Regions from separate parts of the Homo sapiens genome. Here region 1 is linked to region 2. A link is an interaction called in ENCODE POLR2A ChIA-PET data of the cell type or tissue named here. Cell type or tissue: PC-9. All regions are shown on one strand. Each heading gives the region's core, and the rest is flanking DNA. Links, peaks and the distances in the headings are about the cores only. Region 1 overlaps SYMPK (symplekin scaffold protein). Region 2 has its middle 27 kb from the start of IGFL4.

Region 1 (11,149 bases), core at 1,753-9,752, 210 kb after region 2:
ATGCCTCAGCCTCCCAAGTAGCTGGGATTACAGGCATCCATCTCCATGCCCAAGTAATTTTTTTGTATTTTTAGCAGAGACTGGGTTTTGCCATGTTGGCCAGGCTGGTCTTGAACTCCTGGCCTCAAGTGATCTGTCCACTTTGGCCTCCCAAAGTGCTGGGATTACAGGAGTGAGCCACCACACCATGCCCTTTTTTTTTTTTTTTTTTAAAGACTTGTCAAGTGCAGTAGTGAGAAAGGGGGAAAAAGTAGAACAAGTATAGCTATTAGGATTCAAGAGTGAAAGGGCAGGAATACTGAACCCAGTGATTGGGGAGGCCGTTTGGCAGTAGTGTTCACTCATTCAGCAGATGTTTATTGAGCTCCTGCTAGGTGCCAAGCACTCTTCCGTGCTGGGAATATAAAAAGTGAAGGAACAAAATCCCTGTTCTAGGCCGGGGGCGATGGCTGAGACTTGTGATCCCAAGCACTTTGGGAGGCCAAGGAGGGTGGATTGCTTGAGTGCAGGAGTTCAAGACCAGCCTGGGCAACATGGCGAAACTCTGCTTCTACCAAAAAATGATTTCAAATAAATAAATCACTGTCCTCGTGGAACTTATAAATATGTAGTGTGTGATGATGATAAATGCTATGGAGAAAAAGCAACACAGATGGGGATCGAGAGGAAGTTAAAATTTGAAATATGGTCGTCGGCCGGGCGCGGTGGCTCATGCCTGTAATCCCAGCACTTTGGGAGGCCAAGGCGGGCGAATCACCTGAGGTCGGGAGTTCGAGATCAGCCTGACCAACATGGAGAAACCCCGTCTCTACTAAAAATACAAAATTAGCCAGGCGTGGTGGCACATGCCTGTAATCCCAGCTACTAGGGAGGCTGAGGCAGGAGAATCGCTTGAACTTGGGAGGCAGAGGTTGCTGTGAGCTGAGATCACGCCATTGCACTCCAGCCTGGGCAATAAGAGGGAAACTCCGTCTCAAAAAAAAAAGAAACATAGTCGTCAGGGAAGACCTTACTGCAGAGACATGTGAGTGGAGACCTGAAGGAAATGAAGAGGGAAGGAGTTGTGCTGATATCTAGGAGGAGGAATATTCCAGGCAGACGGAAGAGAGGCACAAAGTCTTTGAGGAAGGGGCATGTTGGGCATGTTCACAGGACAGCGAGGAGGCCAGAGTGGGTGGAGCAAAGAGCCCAGGGGGAGAGGCAGTCAGAGGAAGAACAGGCCAGATGCCATAAAATCTTGTAGGCCTTGATGGGGACATTGGCCCTGACCCTGAGCAAGATAGGGGGTGACAGGCAGCAGGGAAACTAGGGAGGAGGCTGTGGCTCGTCATTCATTGAGGAGACCCCTATCATGTGATACTACTGTGAATAGCTATTGGGTAGTTCCTTTTAAAAAACGTGTCATTTTCGGCTGGGCGCTGTGGCTCACACCTGTAATCCCAGCAATTTGGGAGGCCAAGGTGGGCAGATCACCTGAGGTCAGGAGTTCGAGACCAGCCTGACCAACATGGTAAAACTTCGTCTCTACTAAAAATACAAAAATTAGCTGGATGTGGTGGCACATACCTGTAATCCCAGCTACTTGGGAGATGAGGCAGGAGAATTGCTTGAACCTGGGAGGGTGGAGGTTGCGGTGAGCTGAGATTGTGCCATTACACTCCAGCCTGGGAAACAAGAGTGAAATTCCATCTAAAAAAAAAAAAAAAAAAGTATTTTCGGCTGGTTGCGGTGGCTCACGCCTGTAATCCCAGCACTTTGGGAGGCCAAGGCGGGCGGATCACGAGGTCAGGAGATCGAGACCATCCTGGCTAACATGGTGAAACCCCGTCTCTACTAAAAATACAAAAAATTAGCCGGGCGTGGTGGCAGGCGCCTGTAGTCCCAGCTACTGGGGAGGCTGAGGCAGGAGAATGGTGTGAACCCAGGAGGCGGAGCTTGCAGTGAGCCACGATCACGCCACTGCACTCCAGCCTGGGCGACAGTGCAAGACTCCATCTCAAAAAAAGAAAAAAGTATCATTTTCACCGTCCTCAGATTATTGTTTTTTTGGCATGTTTGTTTGTTTAGTGTGTGTTTTTTTTTTTTTTTTTTTTTTTTTGAGACAGAGTCTCACTCTGTCGCCCAGGCTCGAGTACAGTGTTGTGATCTCAGCTCACTGCAAGTTCCGCTTCCCGGGTTCATGCCATTCTCCTGCCTCAGCCTCCCGAGTAGCTGGGAATACAGGCGCCCGCCACCATGCCCGGCATATTTTTTTGTATTTTTAGAAGAGACGGGGTTTCACCTTGTTAGCCAGGATGGTCTCGATCTCCTGACCTCCGTGATCCGTCCGCCTTGGCCTCCCAAAGTGCTGGGATTACACGTGTGAGCCACCGCACCCAGCCTTGTTTTGTTTTTAAGACAGTCTCATTCTCGTCCAGGCTGGAGTGCAGTGGCGTGATCTCAGCTCACTGCAGCCTCTGCCTCCCAGGTTCAAGTGATTCTCCCACCTCAGCCTCCCAAGTAGGTGGGATTATAGGTATGCGCCACCATGCCTGTCTAATTTGTATGTTTTTAGTAGGGAACAGTGTTTCTCCATGTTGGCCAGTCTGGTCTCGAACTCCTGACCTCAGGTGTTCTGCCTACCTCAGCCTCCCAAGGTGCTGGGATTACAGATGTGAGCCACTGCACCTGGCCTGTTTGTTTCTGAGACAGGGTGTTGCTCTGTCCGCAGGCTGGAATGCAGTGGTAGGGATCACAGCTCACTGCATCCTCCACCTCCTGAGCTCAATTGATCCTCCCACCTTAGCCTCCCAAAATCCTGGGATTACAGGCGTGAGCTGGCCAAATTATTATTAATTATCATAATTGTTGTTAGCAGTTTATGCAGTAGCCTTCAGATCTTTTCCCATGTACATAAAAATAATAGTATACTTAGCCAATGTTTACTGTATATACTAACTCATTTAATCCTCAAAATAGTCTTGGGAGGTAAGCCCTGTTACTATCCCTGTTTCCTAGAAGAGGAAACTGAGAGCCAGAGAAGTTAAATGTCTTGCCTCAGGTCATTCTGCGTATACATAAACACATACTTGACAAAAATGGCTTGAACTGCATGTATTGTCCTCTGATGCAACAGGCTGTCAGGGACCTCTTTTCAGGATAATATACTGAGATTCACCTTTTTTTTTTGAGATGGAGTCTGTCTTTATGTCCCAGACTGGAGTGCAGTGGCATGATCTCGGCTCACTGCAACCTCCGCCTCCTGGGTTCAAGCGATTCTTCTGCCTCAGCCTCCTGAGTAGCTGGGATTATAGGCTCAGCTAACTGTTGTATTTTTACTAGAGATGGGGTTTCACCATGTTGGCCAGGCTGGTCTCAAACTCCTAACCTCAGACGATCCACCCGTTTCGGCCTCCCAAAGTGTTGGGATTACAGGCGTGAGCCACCGCGCCCGGCTTCACCAATTTTTTTTACCCTGTTTCCTCTGCTGGTTTTTGGTTTATCCTTTCAGATTTTTTTCCTTTTTTAACATATATATTTTTTCCCCTTTCTTTTTTTTGAGTCAAGTTCTCACTCTGCTGCCCAGGCTGGAGGGCAGTGGCCCGATCTTGGCTCACTACAGCCTCTGCCTTCACCTCCCTGAGTAGCTGGGACTACCAGGCACGCCACCATGCCCAGCTAATTTTTATATTTTCTGTAGAGATAGGGTTACACCATGTTGCCCAGGCTGCTCTCCGACTCCTAGGCTCAAGCGATCTGCCTGCCTCAGCCTCCCAAAGTGTTGGGAGTACAGGCATGAGCCACTGCACCTGGCCTCATTTTTCTTTTTTTTTTGTAAAACAGAAACATACAGTCAACACTGTCTTCAGCTTTGCTTGTTTTCACTTAATGTATGCACTCTCTATCAGTGTCTAGAGATTGTTCTCATTTTTTTGTTTTTTTCTTCCTTTCTTGTTACAGTTCCATAGTCTTTTTCCTTTATTTATATTTATATGTTTTTCACTTACTTTCACAGGTGTTGAAGCCCCATGGCCTTTGATTATGTATGAACTTTTTTTCAGCCAGTCTCCCTATTTGAGAACACTTGAGTTGCTTCTAGTCTTTTGCTATTATGAATAGTTGTGTAATTGACATATACTGCTACGTTAATCATTCCATAATTTTGCCTGTGTGACTGTGATGGATGCCTGAAAGCCCCCTTCCTCCCTTTTAAAAACAGCTTCATGATATTCCAGAGAGTGGCTGAAACATAATTATTGAAGCAGGCCTTTTGTGATGTATTGAGTGCCTACTATGTGCCGGACTCTGTGCCTGATATTCCTCAGAGCTGTGTTTTTAAAAGTTTACTCTGGGCCAGGCACTGTGGTTCACGCCTGTAATCCCTGCACTTTGGGAGGCCGAGGCAGGTGGAACACCTGAGGTCAGGAGTTTGACACCAGCCTGGCCAACATGGTGAAACCCTGTCTCTACTGAAAATACAAAAATTAGCTGGGCATGGTGGCATGTGCCCGTAATCCCAGTTACTTGGGAGGCTGAGGCAGGAGAATCACTTGAACCTGGGAGGCAGAGGTTGCAGTGAGCTGAGATCGCACCACCACACTCCAACCTGGGTGACAGAGCAAGACTTCATCTCAAAAAAAAAAAAAAAAGAAAGTTTGCTGTGGTGCCCAGTCCAAAGCATATCCCAGATGGAGAGAGGGGACACACGGAGACCTGCAAGGTGGCTGTTGCACGTTCATGTGGCCCATCGTTCAGCAGCTGTTTGTGGTTGGCCCACTTGAGGCTGAGACTTCTGGCTCTGCCTTGGGAGATGTCAGTCTCCCCCAAGTTACAGGCCCCGTGCACATATCCATAAGCCAGAGACAGACCCTGGAGGGGAGAGGGACTTGAGAAGGCCTGACTGGGGAGGAACAGCCTGGGAAGGAGGCTTGGGCCCTTTGTAGGTGTTCGGGTGACAATCCAGCCCAGCCCATCCGCTGGTTCCCTGAGCTTGATCCATCCTCTTCTTTCCTGGGGACAAGCTGACAGCAGCCATGGCGAGCGGCAGTGGAGACAGCGTCACCCGTCGGAGCGTGGCATCACAGTTTTTCACTCAAGAGGAGGGGCCGGGCATCGATGGCATGACCACCTCAGAGAGGGTGAGCGTGGCGGGTAGGGCTTGGAGTGAGGAAGCATAGCCCCTGGCTTTGGCAATCCCTGTTTAGGTGGCAGAGCCCTGGGAGTGCCGAGGGGGCTGCACTGGGCTGGACTGGGCTGGCACTATCCCCTGCCACTCCCCCTCCTTCCAGGTGGTGGATCTTCTGAACCAGGCGGCGCTGATCACCAATGACTCAAAGATCACAGTGCTCAAACAGGTGAGGGCCCGGGGGGCATCCTGGGCTGAGCAGGTGAAAGGGAGGAGGCTGGGAACCTGAGAAAGACACTTGCAGTAACACCAGTGTCCACATTTACACACTCAGTGTGTGCCGGCCACAGTGCTCAGTGCAGGCCTCTGCTCTTCTAGTTCTCATGAAAGCTCTGTAAGGCAGGGTAGTTTCATCCCTGTTTTATACAGAAAGAAGCAGACCCCGGGGCTTAAATTATTAGCCCAGGGTCACTCTGCTGGGAGCTGGCTGAACTAGTAATTGAATCCTGGATTCCAGCTCCAAATCCTACACTCTTCATCATTGCATTTCTTCTCTGCCAGTGTCCAGTCCAGTGGGGCAGACATTCCTGTCACCAGGCAATGATGACCCAGTGTGGGCAGGGCTGGGATGGAGAAGGGAGCCCAGGGGGGCTCTGGGAGCCCAGAGGGAGCTCCTGACCCAGCCTAGGGATGGGGAGTCAGGGAGGACTTTTGAACCAAGCCATGGAGGATAAAAGGAGAGAAGTGTACCAAATGAGAGAGGCAGAGCATCTCTTTTTTTTTTTTTTTTGAGGCAGAGTCTTGCTCTGTTGCCCAGGCTGGAGTGCCATGGCACGATCCTGGCTCTCACTGCAACTCCTGCCTCAGCCTCTTGAGTAGCTGAGATTACAGGCACCTGCCACCATGCCTGGCTAATTTTTGTATTTTTAGTAGAGACGCGTTTCACCATGTTGACCAGGCTGGTCTCAAACTCGTGAGCTCAAGTGGTCCACCCTCCTTGGCCCCCGCAAACTGCTGGGATTACAGGCACGAGCCACCGTGCCCAGCCAAGAGAGGGAGAGCATGTCAAGCTGAGGGCACAGAAGTGTGTGCAAAGGCAGAAGACGACATGGGACACTTGGGCTGGGCATGGTTCAGAGCAGGAGGCAGTTGGAGTTCAGAGACTGGCAGGGTTAGCATTCCTGTGTGAGAACCCGTTCGGCTCCTTCATCAGCCTGTAGCCTTGTGGAGTAGCCCCACCTCCGAGGTGGAGTGGATGCACCTGGTGCCTCCCCCATGGGTGGTCATGAGGCCGTTTAGCAATAGTAGCTTGAGTTGTAGCAGCCAGGTCCTGTGCCAGCTCTTTGCTTATTGGAGGATGTCCATGGGAAGGGCTTACTCCAAAGAGCCTGGCAGGCACAAGGGCTTCAGGAATTGGGTTCTCACTGTGAAGATGTTTGCTGAATCATGGCAATGTGAAGTAGGGAGCAGAAGCAGAAGGAGAGTGGGGAGAACTGATGGACAGGTGAATGGAGGCCAAACCTCAGGAAGGCCTGAGCCTTGGGGCACTTTCCTCTTTTTTTCAGCCCCCTCCTGTGTCATGTCCTCACTATCTACCAGGACCTGTGCCTTGTAGGATCTCATTGTAGCCTCCTAACATCCCTTTTGAGTTGATGTTTAAGAGTCTCATTTTATAGAAGAGCAAACTGAGGTTCAGAGACCATGCCCAGAGCATAGCACCCTTGGTAGGGAGAAGCAGAGCCAGGCATTGAAATGAGTGTATCTGCTGCCTAGCCCTCTGCTGTCTTCCCCTCTACTCTCCTGTCTGCATTGATTGGCCCCTCGTTTTATATGGGTATTCCTCCTCCCCACCCCCAATCTCCTTCCAGGTCCAGGAGCTGATCATCAACAAAGACCCCACACTACTGGACAACTTCCTGGATGTGAGTGACTGACAGAAGAGAAAGGGGTGTGGTGTAGGGGAAAGGGGATGTGGATCCTTGTGTAGCCCTGATCCACTTTCTCTCTAACATTGGCAGGAGATCATCGCATTCCAAGCAGACAAGTCAATCGAAGTGCGAAAATTTGTCATCGGCTTCATCGAGGAGGCATGGTATGGGGCGAGGCACGGAGCCCCGGGAGCATTCTCACTGGTGGCAGCCTTCAGCTCGTGGCCTGGCCTGGAGGCCACCACTGAGAGGCCTGCCCTCTGCTTCCCAGACCCTTTCTCTCTCTCATACACACTGATTCCCCAGCAAATACTTAATAAGATGGAAACCCTGGGGTCATCTGTGATTCCTCTGCTTCTTCCACACTTCACATCTACATTATCACTAAGGACTGTGGGCTCCACTTTGAGAATATCTGTAGCATCTGACCGTTTGTCAATCACTTCCTCTGCCACTATGCAGGCCCAAGCCACCCTTTCCTCCTACCTGATGACTTCAGTGGTCTCTCTCTGGCTCCCTTCTTTTTCTTTTTAGTTAAATTGAAATTCATATAACAAAATTAGCTTTTTTTTTTAATCTTTTGTTTGTTTGTTTGTTTTGAGACGGAGTCTCGCTCAACTGTTGTCCAGGCTTGAGTGCAGTGGCGCAATCTCGGCTCACTGCAACCTCCGACTTCCGGGTTCAAGCTATTCTCCTGCCTCAGCCTCCCAAGTAGCTGGGATTACAGGCATGCGCCACCACATCCGGCTTATTTTTGTATTTTTAGTAGAGAAGGGGTTTTGCAATGTTGGCCAGGCTGGTCTCAAACTCCTGACCTCAGGTGATCTGCCCGCCTTGGCCTCCCAAAGTGTTGGGATTACAGGTGTGAGTCACTGTGCCTGGCCTTTTTTTTTTTTTTGAGACTGAGTTTTGCTCTGTTGTCCAGGCTGGAGTACAGTGGCGCAATCTTGGCTCATTACAACCTCCACCTCCCAGGCTCAAGAGATTCTTGTGCCTCAGCCTCCTTGAATAGCTGGGATTACAGGTGCGTGCCACCATGCCTGGCTAATTTTTGTATTTTTAGTAGAGATGGGGTTTCTGCCATGTTGGCCAGGCCAGTCTTGAACTCCTGACCTCAAGTGATTGGCCCACCTTGGCCTCCCAAAGTGCGGGGATTACAGGCATGAGCCACGACGCCCAGCAAAAATCAGCTATTTTAAAGTGAACAAGTGAGTGGCATTTAGCACGTTCACAATCTCGTTCCAGGGCATTTCATCCCCCAAAGAGGAATCACCGCACTCATTTCCCGCTTCCACTCTTGCACTCAGCAGCCAGAGTGACGCTGTTAAATGTAAATCAGTCTTGGCACACCCCTGCTCTCAGACCCCAGCTGGCTCATCAGCTTACTTAGGTGGAAACCCAAACTCTCACTTCGGCTTCATCTCACTTCTGATCCTCTCTGTCTCCCCTGCTCCTCAGAAGTCACAGTTGGATTTCGCAGCCTGTCTGCTTGCTGTTCCTGCTAGGGGCCCTCGTCCCCAGGTTGCCACCTGGCTCTCCCCTCCCTTCCCTCAGGTCTCTTCCTCAGAAATTCCTTCCTGCCCGCTCCCATGCAGCCCCATGTCTCAGGCACCCCACCTTCACTGTTCTTTACAGTGTTCCTCACTCATTGAAATAACCTTGATTCTTCCCGCAAAATATCAGCTCTGTGAGGACGGGGCTTGACTTTTTCTGTCTTGCTGGCCACTTTGTCCCCAGTACCTGCCTGGAGCAGTGTTGTCACCTAGTAGGGGCTGACTACGTATTTGTTGCACACGTGAATGAGTTGAACATAACAGTCACCACATGGAACACGTACTGTGCCCTGCGCTGTGTCAGGTCCTTTCCCGTGTTATCTCCGTAATTATGGCAGCCTCGATGGATACTGTGGTTATCCTCTTTTTACAGAAAGGGAAACAGGCTCAGAATGGTCAAGTGACTTGTTCAAGCTGGTCACTTGCTCATTTGTTTATTAAAGCTTTACTGGATGCTTTGTGACTGGGAGGAAGTAGACTAGCTACTGTGTATTAAATATTTGTTTGTAAGGCACTGTATTAAATGCTTGAGCAGCTTCATTATTCGTAATACTATGGATCAGTTGTTTGACCCTTTAACTGAAGAGAAAACAGTCTCAGAGAGGTGAAGTGAATTTTCTTAAGGTCACACAGCCAGAATGTGGCAAGGCTGGGATTTTATTTATTTATTATTTTTTTGAGATGGAATCTCACTCTGTCGGCCAGACTGGGGTGCAGTGGTGCAATCTCGGCTGACTACAACCTCTGCCTCCTGAGTCAAGTGATTGTCCTCCCTCAGCCCCCCCGAGTATCTGGGATTACAGGTGCCTGCCACCACACCCAGCTAATTTTGTTTTCTGTTGTTGTTTTTTTTTGTTTTTGTTTTTGTTTTTGTTTTGAGATGGAGTTTCGCTCTTGTTGCCCAGGCTGGAGTGCAATGGTGCGATCTCGGCTAACTGCAACCTCCACCACACAGGTTCAAGTGATTCTCCTGCCTCAGCCTCCCAAGTAGCTGGAGTTACAGGTGCCCGCCACCATGCCCGGCCAATTTTGTATTTTTAGTAGAGATGGGGTTTCACCACGTTGGTCAAGCTGGTCTCAAACTCCTGACCTCAGGTGACCCACCTGCCTCAGCCTCCCAAAGTGCTGGGATTACAGGCGTGAGCCACTGCGCCTGGCCAAGGCTGGGATTTTAACTCATGTCTGCAATGCCAGAACCCAAATATCCTATCTCCCCATTTACTGGGAGAATTTGTGGTAAATTTTCTGAATTTGTAAAAAGTCCATTCAGCAAATACATACCATGTGACTGCTGTCGTACCAGGCATCCATGTTAGGCTGTAGTATAGCAGTGAGCAAAAACGTATTATTCCTGCCTTCATGTAGCTGACAGCTAAGTTTCATATTTTTTGACTGATTTAATTAATATTTCAGATTGTAATGTATGCTGTGAAAATTCTGTGCTGAGCTCCTATTTATTCATTGAACATTTGTTGGAGGCCCTTCATTTTTTTCTTCAATGAAAATGACCCTGCTGGGGTTATTGCCAAGCTAGGAAAGGGTCCCTACTTTTTGAGCCCTCAGACTGAGGCAAGCAAAACTAGTGATTACAGAAAACAAAGTGCTTTAAAGTAGCAATGGCTGGTGTTTACCGAATGCTTTTTGGTGTTTACTGAATGCTTTCTGCATGTCAGGCACTCTTCTAAGCACTTTACAAGTATTGTTGCAATTTTCCCAAAAAATTGCATAAACAATTGGATAGATACTATTATTCTAAATGAGGTGAAGTCGCTTGTCCAAATTCACACAGTTGTCTGCCCCTACTGTCCCTTATGTGAACAGCAGGGCCCTGAGAGAGCAAAGGAGTTGGTGTTACAGGACCAGTCTAGATAGAGGGTTCAGGGGCGGCTCAGTCTGGAGGCACCAAGCACTGTTCCCAGCTTCTGGATGTGCCATTCCGGTCCCCTGAGACAGGTCCCTGATTTCCCTTCCCTCCTGGACCTCAGGCTCCTCCTACTTGCTCTAAGACCACACCTTGACCTCGCCCCTTTTTTCTCCATCCCTCAGCAAGCGAGACATTGAGTTGCTGCTGAAACTCATTGCAAACCTCAACATGCTCTTGAGGGACGAGAATGTGAACGTGGTGAAGAAGGCTATCCTCACCATGACCCAGCTCTACAAGGTGGCCCTGCAGGTGAGAGCGCCCTCCCCACCCAGGGCCATCCTGCCTGATATGTCTCGTTGACAAACTAATATGTTGGGGTTCAAAACCAGCATCCGAGCATACTCTTTATGGGCAAGATGTGCCACTGGTCTGTGGGAACAGATAACATGGAGAGCTAACGTTGTCTCCTAGGTCAGGAAGTTGCACTTAACCTTCATTCCTTCCATTGACCATCCGTTTATTCACTCAACAGACATTCCCTGAGTATGTCCTCTGTGCTTAGCCCTGGGCTAGGTGATGCTGGGGACACAGCAGTGACCAAGACAGCTTACTGCCTTCACAGTGCTCATAACCCAAGGAGGGAGGTAGACCTTAATTAATGAATCACATAAATATTGATTATGGAGTGTGATAGGAAAAG
Region 2 (11,149 bases), core at 1,561-9,560:
CCAGTTACATAATATTAAGGAAAGAAGGAACTCTAATTGCAATTACAAGAATAAGGAGGCCTATTAGGGCATCCTGATCATATCTTTAGTGAGTGTTCACTATCACTATCATGATAGTATTTTGTAGGTATCATTTAAAATACTTTTTAACCTGCCATTTTGAAATAATTTTAGATTTACAAGAATGTTGTAAAGCCAGTACAGAGTTTTGATCTTTCACCCAACTTCGTCTAATGTTAACATCTTAAATGATCCTAATACAATTATTGAAAGTAGGAAATGAATGTTGAATCTACAGGCTTTATTTTAGTTTTGTTGGTAGTCCCCTCCTGTCCACTTCCTGCTCCAGGATCCAATCCAGAATCCCACATTACTTTTGATAATGTCTCCTTTGTGCTCTCCCAACTGGGATAGTGCTTTGTGTTTTCTTGAGTCTGTATTTCTCTATTTGGTATCCATTAACTACGGGGTTTAACTCATGGCCAAAGGTATCTGCATCTCCCCCGAGATCCAGAGCCCCCGCTCTGAACCATCTCCTTTATCTCTCTTACACACCAAGCCAACATTTTCTCTGCCCTAAGTCAACCCAGGGCCAGGTACCAGACAACTAGAGGCTGCCACTATATTTCACACCCTGCCAATATTATTCAAACTGACCAGTTGTGAGCTGCATCTCCTGCCCTGTTCTGCCTTTCCCACAGAACACATCATAAGGGCTCTGGCCTAGGTTTTTGCTCACTCCTGCCTCTGTCTCCTGATCACACCTGGGGCTTCCCCACATGCCCCTGCTTCACATTCTGTGCCTCTAATTTCTACCGAAACTGTGAGTGACATTAAACATATTTCAATGGCATTGGCATCTCCCTGTCATTACCTCCATTGATTAAAATCCCATGGGTATAAATGAGACAAATACTTCTTAAGACTTACCTCTCTGCTAAGCTTTGGGTGGTCTAGAATGTGCATGTGCAGACCAGTCTTCATCCAGGAACTTTGGTGGACCCCACGTGGATTTGGGGGGCTCGCACTTCTTCACTGATGCCACACCTAAGGGATTCCAGTTCCATCAAGCCATCCAGAACCTTAGTTCTGCGGAACTGCTGTGCTATACTCAGATCCTTGCTACTTGCACTTCCGTTGGGAAACTGTCCCCAGGCAGAGTCCAAATATCCAGGTGTTCACTCTGTGACTTTACTTTCAGAGATTGATATTTTATCCTGTCTTCGTTCACCACCTGAAAACAGTGGCCTCATTTGGTTCATCCAGTTTTACTGTTGTCAATAGCAGGAAAAGTAGTCTCGTTGAAGTCACTGCCCTTAATGGCTGTAAGTTGGAGAATCCTCAGCTTCATTTTTTTCTGTTTTGAGACAGGGTCTCACTCTGTAGCCCAGGCTAGAATGCAGTGGTGTCATCTCAGCTCACTGCAACCTCTGCCTTCCAAGTTCAAGCCATCCTCCCACCTCAGACTCCCGAGTAGCTGGGACTACAGGCATGTGCCACCATGCCTGGCTAATTTTTTATTTTGTAGAGATGGAGTTTCACCATGTTGCCCAGGAGTTGCTGGTCTCAAACTCCTGGACTCATGTGATCCACCTGTCTTGGCCTCTCAAAGTGTTGGGATTACGGGCGTGAGCCACCGTGCCCAACCTCCTTACCATTTTTGAAGGCTATTTTAGAAAGGTCTTTGTTGGCTGTTATTTTCTTTTACCTCTGTAAAAATATTATTCCACCACTTGAACTTATGAATTCATTCTGCTGGTGTCCATGATCAGCAGACCAGGCTTACAGTTTCAGGAGTCGTGGTTTCACACTACCTCCTGTCTAATGCAAGTCACTACTGTCTTTGTCTTACACCTCCCCATCCCCACTTCAATGAAGATTATTTATTTGGTTCCAGGACCACACCCATTTATTCGTGTGTTTATGTTTATTTGATATGAAACTTCTCCAGATCCCTGGATGGGAGAGAAGCAGAACCAACTAGTGATACTAGTGATATAAGAGGAGTACTGGAAACCAGAAAGAGGGTGGCCTTTCAGGGAAGAGTATTGTGCTTGCAGAGAGGCTGTGTCTTCTCCTTACCCCCAACATAGTCAAGGGAGAGGCAAATAAGACTTGTGTCCTCATTCAGTGCATACTGAGCCCCTGAACTTTGCTGACTTGCTGGTGTGCCGCTGGCGTGAGGGAAAGCACATTGAGGAGGTTGGCTGAGCTGATACACATAGGCAGAGAAAAAAAGAAAAAAAAAAAAACAGGATCATGTCTTTTGAGTTCCTGATTCCTGAGAGTCATGGAAGGTGAATCCCATGCAGGCAAACAAACGCCATCTTGGGATTCTAGAGAGCATCATGAATGGAGGACCGCAGGCTTGTTGGGAGCTGTACTCCACTGGGCAAATATCGCAGACCTCTGGAGAGTATGGTGCCATGCCATCACCTGGGGTCACCTGGTGATTAGGCGATTCAATTTGAGGATGATTAATTTTTCCCCCAAATACAAAACATCGACCAAGAAAAACCCTTCAAAACACTTTGCACACACCCAAAATAGAGTCCAGATGCCCTGATAAGGAGTACTTCAGGCCCACCCATGTAAGAGAGAGGGTGAAGTAGGTACTTCTGGCTCCATGAACTGCCGATGTGCCTCCATGTTTGAGAGGAGCTTTATTTTGACAAAATGTAGGACAGCTGATGAGCCTGTAGATTTGACCCTCTGATGTTGTAAGTGAGGGTGCTTCTCCTTTAAATATCTGTATGGTCATCACTTTTCACCTAAGAGGGGATTGGGCGTTTTGAGCTGGGTGATGGGTAGTTAAGTCAGCAGCTTTCTGGACTCTGCACAATCACACAACCATTAGTAACACCACCAGAAATAAAATTCCTTTTTTTTTTTAGTTATTAAAATACATTTAATGCTTGGTATTGTGAGCATGCAGAAGAAAGAAAATAAGACTACAAAATGAAATAAGGGCTAGAATTTAAAGCCAATGTAAAGGAAATGTTCTAAATTGTGCAAGTGATTAACAGCCAGATGTTCCCCTATGATTCCGAACATGAGTCTCCAGTGCCAAGTTCCAGCCCGAAGTCTGTTGGACTCTCAGAGAAAATGTATAGTAACAAAAGCAGCCAAGACTTGCATGACGTCAGCTCTTATTTCTCCTTGAGTTTTTGTCCCGTGGATGTGAATCACTAAGAACACATGCATTCCTCAAGTTTTAGGAGATAAGGCAAAAAAAAAAAAATCTTAGAGATTTGCTTCAATTCGTATTTGAGCTTCATGGGATGCAAACATAGGAGACTAAAGCAGAAATGAGTATTGCTTCAGTAATCATGAGTCCACCCAGCTTAGTGAACAAAACAAGCGTTACCCTCCTAACCTTCCTGATAACAGGAATGTCTTGTTTGAAGTGTTTGGAGTCAGTGCATTTTACTGGCTGCCATTCAAAATATGTTTCAATTCTTAAAACTGAAACCCTGAACCTGTTCATTCATGTTTATTGCTTTAGTCTAATCTATTGTTTAGATTTTTCCCTATGCATATGGCTCAGAGCATCTTACACAATTTGCTTCAGAATTTTCACATCTATTGCTGTTGACTAAACACTCTAATTAAAGTGCCCAAATATGTACATACAAGAATATTTGTTGCAGAATTTTTAGGGTAAGGCTGAAATATTGCAAACAACCTACATAATTTTCAAAAAGAAGACAAATGAAATAAATTACAATTTATCCATAAAATAGAAATCTAGGCAGCCATGAGAATTATCTGTGATCTGTGGGCTTTTAGGGCTTCAAGGGGGGGATGTATGATATCTTATTTATAAGAAGGGAAAAGTGTGGCATATATGTAGACTTATATGTATTCAACTATACAGAATTTATGGAAAAATACAAACACTACATCTTAAATGCAGTTACCTTTGGGGAGGGTAGGAAGCATGATAAAAATTATCAATGCTCACCATGTAATCTTTACTTCTCAGACTGAACATTTTCATTAGAATACATTTGTTTCTTATCTGTATTATTATTTTAGGTGATATTTGAAAATTGAGTGAGAAAAGTCAGTCAGATGAGAGAGAAGAATACAGAGGGTAGGAAGAGACAGAGCAAATGACCTCAGCAACACAGAATCCAGATGGAGAGAAAATTGGGGGAAAGAGGTGGAAGATTTTGCTCATGGCATTGGCAGTGCCTGGCCTCTGAGGTGGGCTCTAGAACAAAGTCCTCCACTCCCTCTCATGTCTGGGGACATTCAACCATGTGAAAAGGTTTTCCAGGGAGGCATTTTCTCTGACCACCTGTTCTATACAGTACTGATAGGACAGCTTTCCCACGTACTGCCAGCAGCCCCGATCCAGAACTCAGCACTGCCCCTCCAGTCAGAATCAGAGGACCGAGGGGAAACATGCTCTCCTGTCCCTAATCACAAATGAAACTGTCTTTAGCATGAAGATATTCACTTGGTGAGAACTTAAGTCAACTGGACAAAGAGATGTAGGTCTCCAGTGCTCAGAGTGAATGTGTCTTTTGCAAAATCCCGAATGTGATTGCCCTGAGGCTGACATGGGGCCAGAAATGCCTGAGTCATCTCTACCTCTTCCTCTATGAAACCACATAATTGCCTCAGACTGAGCTCCCAATGCATTTAATTGTTTTGATCAAAGTCTTTCCCGGCGGTTCCTCAGAAGGAAGGATTGGGCCTGGAGGCCTACCCAGGGAGGGAGTCAGAGGCCGCCCACAGATGAACAATTCTATCTGTGTGTGCACCACCCTCCTACCAGACTTTGAAACCCTTCAACAAACAAGGGCTTTGGGATCCCCAAAATGAATCCCAAGCCCCTGGTTACAGAATCAACAAAGCGGGATGACAAATAAGGGAAAAGTTCAAATCTGGTAAACGTATCCCACAATTTGCAAGCAAAAAAATTGAGAACTATTTTTTTCAATTCCGCACACAATTAAGCATCATGTTTGCATTCAGTCTTGTTTTATGTTGGATTCCATCATGATGAGATTCGACACTCAGAGCTCGAGGTCTTTAATATCTTAATGTACCCTGTATCCCAGGACCTCAGATTACTGTCTAAGCCACTGCAAGGAAACATCAGCTCTGTCTGCCCTGGTGGGTCTTTCTTCATCTGGAGAGATAAAGAGATTGTTTAAGATTTGTGTTCAGAGACACATGGTGACACATGGTGGCGGAATTGGTTGAAGAGCATCTGTGACAAAAGGTGGAGAGATGGAGAACAGAGCAGGGTCCCCTCTTGGGAGGACCCAGTTATTGAAATTCCTTTTCTGCTGCTCTCTCCCCGCTTCAGCCTGGAGCATGGCAGGGATTCCTACCTGGATCCTTCTTTGATTATGGGGGAAGGTGCAGTCAGAGTTCACACCTGAAACCTTTTGACTCAAAGTCTTTTGATCCAAGGGACCAAAGAATGTTTGTCATCATTGCTGGAAGTGGAGCATAGGAGCAGGTGAATCCACACCTGGGTAAATGGCACTAGGGCTTACTCATGGGCTTATCCATGGAGCAGTTCTCCATGATGTCACAGATCTGGTTTCCACACCTGGGGGCTGGCTGACTGACTCTTTCCTGAGGGATAGATCAGATGTGGGTCCCAGAGAGAAACAAACCTGGCTGCCAACCTGGGGCCCTGTCAGAGCCCCATCCTGCAACCCCACAAATTCCTCCTCCATTCTGCTTGTTCATCACTCTTTCCTCACCTGAAACTCACTCTGAGCCTGAGCACACGTGGATGAGGATGCAGACAAGCCCCTGTGGGAAACGAATGGGGTCGGCAATGAGACTTATGTGCAGTCATCTGTTTCCTGCCTGGGGAATTTTCTAGGCTAGCTTTTGTTCTGGCTAAAGCTCAGCATTACTTTGGGGCTAATTCTTCTGGGATCAGGCTCATCGGGGTAGGGGCACTATTCCTGGGAGCTGGTCTTGGGCTCTCTGGAACCCAGGAAGGTGAAGGCATGCAAGGAAGCTCATAAAAGAGCCAAGATGAGAATCCAGGGAAGGGAGTGAGCTTCCTGGATGGGTGGAGGGCAAACTGGGACTGAGGTGCCACAGAGGCAATGAGGAAAACAGCGAGGGCCTGGGCTGAAAGCGGATGTCCAGATAGTAGTGTTAGGTATAGGCAAAGGTGGATATGCTGGGGCTGGGGTTGGAATTGAGATTGGGATCATCCTTACTAAAGGTTTGGCTTCTGTTTGCTGTGGCTTTGAAGCAGGCACAAGGAGAGTGGATGGGAGAGTGTCAGAGGATCTGAAATGGGGACTACGATTGAAGCTTGAAGCCCCTGTGAGCCTCTGGGAGGTTCTTTTATTGACCACAGCAAGATTGCAGAGTTCCCACTCCCAAATCTCTCCAGTGAGAACCAGATTGGACATGAGGACATGCCCTTGGCTGAAGGAGAGGAGCTGAGATGGTTTTAGGAGTACGATTGGGTGAACATAATTCATGCTTACTTGCTCTTAAATGTTTTCATTCCTCAACTTTAAATTTAAATGGTTGATATAGGTTGAATGTCCTCTCCAAATCTCATGTTGAAATATAATCACCAGTATTGGAGGTGGGGCCTGGCAGGAGGTGTTTGGGTCATGGGGAAGATCCCTCATAGCTTGGTGCTGTCCTCACAATAGTGGGTTCTTGCAAGATCTGGTCATTTAAAAATGTGTGACACTTCCTCTCAGTCTCATTCCCACTCTAGCCATGTGACATGCTTGCTCCTGCTTCACATTCTGCCATGAGTAACAGGTCACTGAGGCCTCACCAGAAGCCAACCAGATGCCAGCACCATGCTTCCTATATAGCCTGAAGAAGCATGAGCCAAATAAGCGTCTTTTCTCTGTAAATTACCTAGCCTTGGGTATTTCCTTATAGCAATGCAAAAGTGGCTTAATACACTGGTCCCTGAAGAAGTATTGGTACTTCTTTGGCTTTGAGTCTGCAGGAAAGTAGAGAGAGCTTTCATGGATGCTGGGAGTTGGGTGTTCCTAGTTATGGTTGCCAGTTTAGCAAATAAAAACATAAGAATGCCCACTTAAATTTGACATTCAGATAATTTAAACATTTTAGTATGTTTTGGGTAACACTTGGGACATACTTACACTAAATATTTCTTTGTTGCTCATCTGAAATTCAAACTTAACTAGAAGTCTTGTATTTTATCTGGCAGCTGGATTCCTTGATATATGGTGTCAAGATGTTTAAAGATCTTTGGCATCAGGCTTTCAAGAAGATGGTAGGTGCTGGCTCCCTGTGGCTTTACAAGCTCACGCTTCACCAGAAATCAAGAGAAAAAATCACCTGGCTGAGAGGGCCATGCTGAGCTAAGTTCCACTTTCAGCCTTAAGGGTCTCTCAGGGGCTACTTTGATGGGATTCTTTGGTTCTCACTTACTTTGCTTCATGGCCGTTTTGACATTCAAACCCACATACCCTCTGCCTGCTCCCAGGATTTTTTTCCAAACTCCTAGCAACTGGTTCCTGGCTGCTTCCATGGATCTTCTGACACATCACATTTTACCCTCTAGAGAGCAGCCCTGAGAAATATATCAATATAGGGCAAGAACTGGAGAGAAACAGATTCTACAGAAAATCCCCTAAGTGAGAAAGAGGCGTAATCATTGTGCTCCACATTTCTGTGGACAATATCCTGGGGCTAAGGCCCGGATTGGAATCTGACTCATTCTTTCTTGGAAAGGCTTTCAGCACATTTGCTTAATATCTGCAGAGGGATCTGTAGCAGCACCCAATAAATAAATGCCAGCCAGGCGCGGTGGCTCAGGCCTGTAATCCTAGCACTTTGGGAGGCCAAGGCAGGCAGATCACAAGGTCAAGAGATTGAGACCAGCCTGGCCAACACGTTGAAACCCCGTCTCTACTAAAAATACAAAAATTAGCTGGGCATGGTGCCATGCACCTGTATTTCCAGCTACTTGGGAGAATCACTTGAACACAGGACGCAGAGGTTGCAGTGAGTGAGATCACGCCGCTGCACTCCAGCCTGGGCGACAGAGCGAGACTCCCTCTCAAAAAAGAAAAGAAAAGAAAAGAAAAGAAAAGCTTCTGCACAGCAAAGGAAACAATCAATGAAGTGAAGAGACAACACACAGAATAAGAAAAATATTTGCAAACCCATATGATGAAAAATTAGTAAAAAAAGAAAAGAAAAGAAAAATTAGTAACCACAATACCTAAGGAGCTCAAACAACTCTATAGGAAAAAAATATAATAATCTGATCAAAAGAATCGGTGAAAGATCTGAATAGACATATATCAAAAGAAGACATACAAATGGCAAACAGGCATATGAAAAGGTGTTCAATATCATTGATCTTCAGAGAAATGCTAATCAAAACTGCAATGAGATATCATCTCACCCCAGTTAAAATGGTTTATATCCTTAAGACAGGCAATAACAAGTGCTGGCAGGGATGTGGAGAAAAGGGAACCCTCATACACTGTTGGTAGGAATGTAAATTAATGCAACCTCTGTGGAAAACGGTTTGAAGATTCCTCAAAAAACTAAAAATAGAGCTACCATATGATCCTACTGCTGGATATATACCCAAAAGAAAGGAAGTTAATATATTGAAGAGATACCTGCACTTCCATATTTGTTGTAGCACTGTTCATAATAGCCAAAATTTGGAAACAACCTAAGTATCTATGGGGTACTTACACAAAATGGAGTACTATTTAGTCATAAAAAGGAATGAGATCCTGCCATTTGCAACAACATGGATAGAACTGGCGGTCATACCAAGTGAAATAAGCCAGACACAGAAAGACAAACATCACCTGTTCTCACTTATTTGTGGGATCTAAAAATCAAAACAATTGAACTCATGGAGATAGAGATTAGAAGGATGGTTACTGGAGGCTGGAAAGGGTATGGGTAGGGGGCGTGGTTAATGGGAAAGTGTATTGAGGGTAGGAGGGATGGTTAATGGGTACAAAAATATAATAAATGAATAAGATCTAGTATTTGATAGCATAGCAGAGTGACTATAGTCAATAATAATTTAATTCTACATTTTTAAATAACCAAGAGTGTAATTGGATTATTTGTAACACAAAGGATAAATGCTTGAGGAGATGGAAACCCCACTTACATGATTATTATGCATTGCATGCTTGTATTAAAACATCTCATGTACCCCATAAATATATACACCTACTATGTACCCACAAATATTAAAATTAAGAATAAATATTTTGGCTTTTCTAGGTCCTGTAACAAGAATCAGCATGTAAACTTCCAGGAAGAAAAAAGCTGTTGGAATTTTTTTTTTTTTTTCAGGTGGAGTCTCGTTCTGTCACCCAGGCTGGAGTACAGTGGTGCTATCTTGGCTCACTGCAACTTCCGCCTCCCGGGTTCAAGCGATTCTCCTGTCTCAGCCTCCCAAGTAGCTGGGATTACAGGCACGTGCCACTATGCCTGCCTACAGACTTTGATTTTGATTGCACCAAATCTATACCTCATTTAAGGAGAATCACTTATTAAAGATATTAAGAAATCCAATCCATGAGCATGGAATAGCTCTGTTTATTTCAAAATTCTTGAATTTATTGCAGCAATGTTTTGTAACTGTCAGTGTTAAGATCTTGTACACTTTTATTAGATTTATTCCCAAGTATGGGTCTTTCCTGACCCATCTTATTTAATTGAATTTGGTTTACTTCCACTCAGTGCCTCAATTTGGCTATTGATGTTGAAGTCAATAAATATGGAGCATCTCCTCTGCGCAGGGCTCTGTGCTAGATGCAGAGTGTATGGCAAGACATTTCTATTGTAGTGCAGGACATGAAATGGACATTGAAAGGATAATTATTGAAATACCATCTCTTTTAAAGTGCATGTAGGGAAAGTAAAGATTTCAAATGGGAGTTGATAAAAGGGAACCTTGACAAAATCTGGGGAGTGAGTGAGTGAATGCTTCTGAGGAAGTGCTCTTTGAACTGAGTTAGTGATGACATAAAAGAGGACAGAGGGATCGTGTATGTGTGTGTGTGTGTGTGTGTGTGTGTGTGTGCATGCGTGTGTGTTCTAAATGTTCTTTTGAATAGAGAAAAGGGAGGCTTTGGTGATAGCTCTGGAGGGCATCTGTAATGATTGCAATGAATTTAAATAATAGAGTAAGTGCCCCATCACTCCGTGCCAATTCAGGGTTTATATTCACTTTGCTGAACTACTAGCTCCAAGCTCTTTCTACCACAATAAAAATAATCATACATGAGTAAAGGTCGTTCTTAATTAAAGGCAAGGACGCTTGACCGAACTTGGGTTCAAGGCCCATCTTAGGCAGATTAGAATCCTTCCTAAGACTTAAGAGGATGGAGGCCCCTCTCAGTAAAGTCCCTCTCTATGTGCTAAGAACAGGTTTGGCACTACAGGATGTTAAGTGCTATTCTCTTTGGATTAATCTGCCTTGCACTCTTTGCTGATGGCTGTGGGTGACAGGATTAGGCATGTACAGGATCATGGGACAATAGGACATGGGGAACTTTTCTTCTCCCCAAAGGGGGAAACTTGAGAGCTGATGGGACTGCTGGAAAAGATTCCTTCGCAACCAAGAAGGGGCGGCCTAAACTTTTGATTCAGTGTGGCTGCAATGGGTGAGTCTTTCTCTGGCCTCCCTGAGTTCTTTGCCTTCCCTACCCTGCCACAGGCAATGCTTTTCTCCCTTTCTCTCCTTTCTCTTTTCTCTCTTTTCTGTTACTCAGGACAACTGTCTGCTCCTTCATCTTGCCCAGAGACCACATGTTGAAAGATGTCCTTGGGAGCTTAACCTTGTAACGATGTGGCAGTACTTTCTCCTGGCTCTACCTTCCAGGGAACATGAATTTAGGGGTTCATATCACAGTTAACTCTAAAAACTATCTTGAGCACTTAAAAGCCTGTGCAAGCTCAAAATTGGCTGCTCTAGGCTCCTTCTGGGAAAAGCAGCAGAAACTGCTCAGTGCTGTAGCTCAGTAGGTAAGGCTGTGCCATTCTCCAATGGTGTCCTGGGTTCAATCCTGGCTTAGGGAATCAGTGCTTTCTGGTTTATATCTGTGTGACCTTCATCATTTGTTGATTCTTTTCCCCTCCACCAACCATCTTGAATTTTCCTTTCTCGGAGCATTTGGAA

Evidence for each region. ChIA-PET counts read pairs that join two places held together with the same protein. Peaks named below come from ENCODE experiments on the same cell type or tissue, not always from the same donor. Only the 100,000 strongest peaks of a DNase experiment are listed, where the experiment ranks them.
Region 1: POLR2A ChIA-PET joins it to region 2 with 7 read pairs; 2 of 35 experiments call an interaction of 5 or more read pairs at or near these places.

Annotation. Positions count from the first base shown.
Region 1 is chr19:45,848,359-45,859,507 of GRCh38, reverse strand. SYMPK (symplekin scaffold protein) reads left to right here. Exons shown (of 27, transcript NM_004819.3): 2 at 5,001-5,117; 3 at 5,268-5,333; 4 at 6,973-7,026; 5 at 7,123-7,196; 6 at 10,632-10,758. The coding sequence starts at 5,013. Among named protein-coding and RNA genes, the nearest start is that of SYMPK, 9.2 kb to the left of the region's middle. In PC-9, for the core only: no CTCF peak of the experiment used is centred there; no DNase peak of the experiment used is centred there.
Region 2 is chr19:46,062,238-46,073,386 of GRCh38, reverse strand. It overlaps a transcript of IGFL4 not described here. Among named protein-coding and RNA genes, the nearest start is that of IGFL4, 27 kb to the right of the region's middle. In PC-9, for the core only: a CTCF peak has its summit at 4,945; DNase peaks (open chromatin) are centred at 3,276, 4,646, 5,476 and 7,696; H3K4me3 peaks cover 1,140 bases; H3K27ac peaks cover 4,438 bases.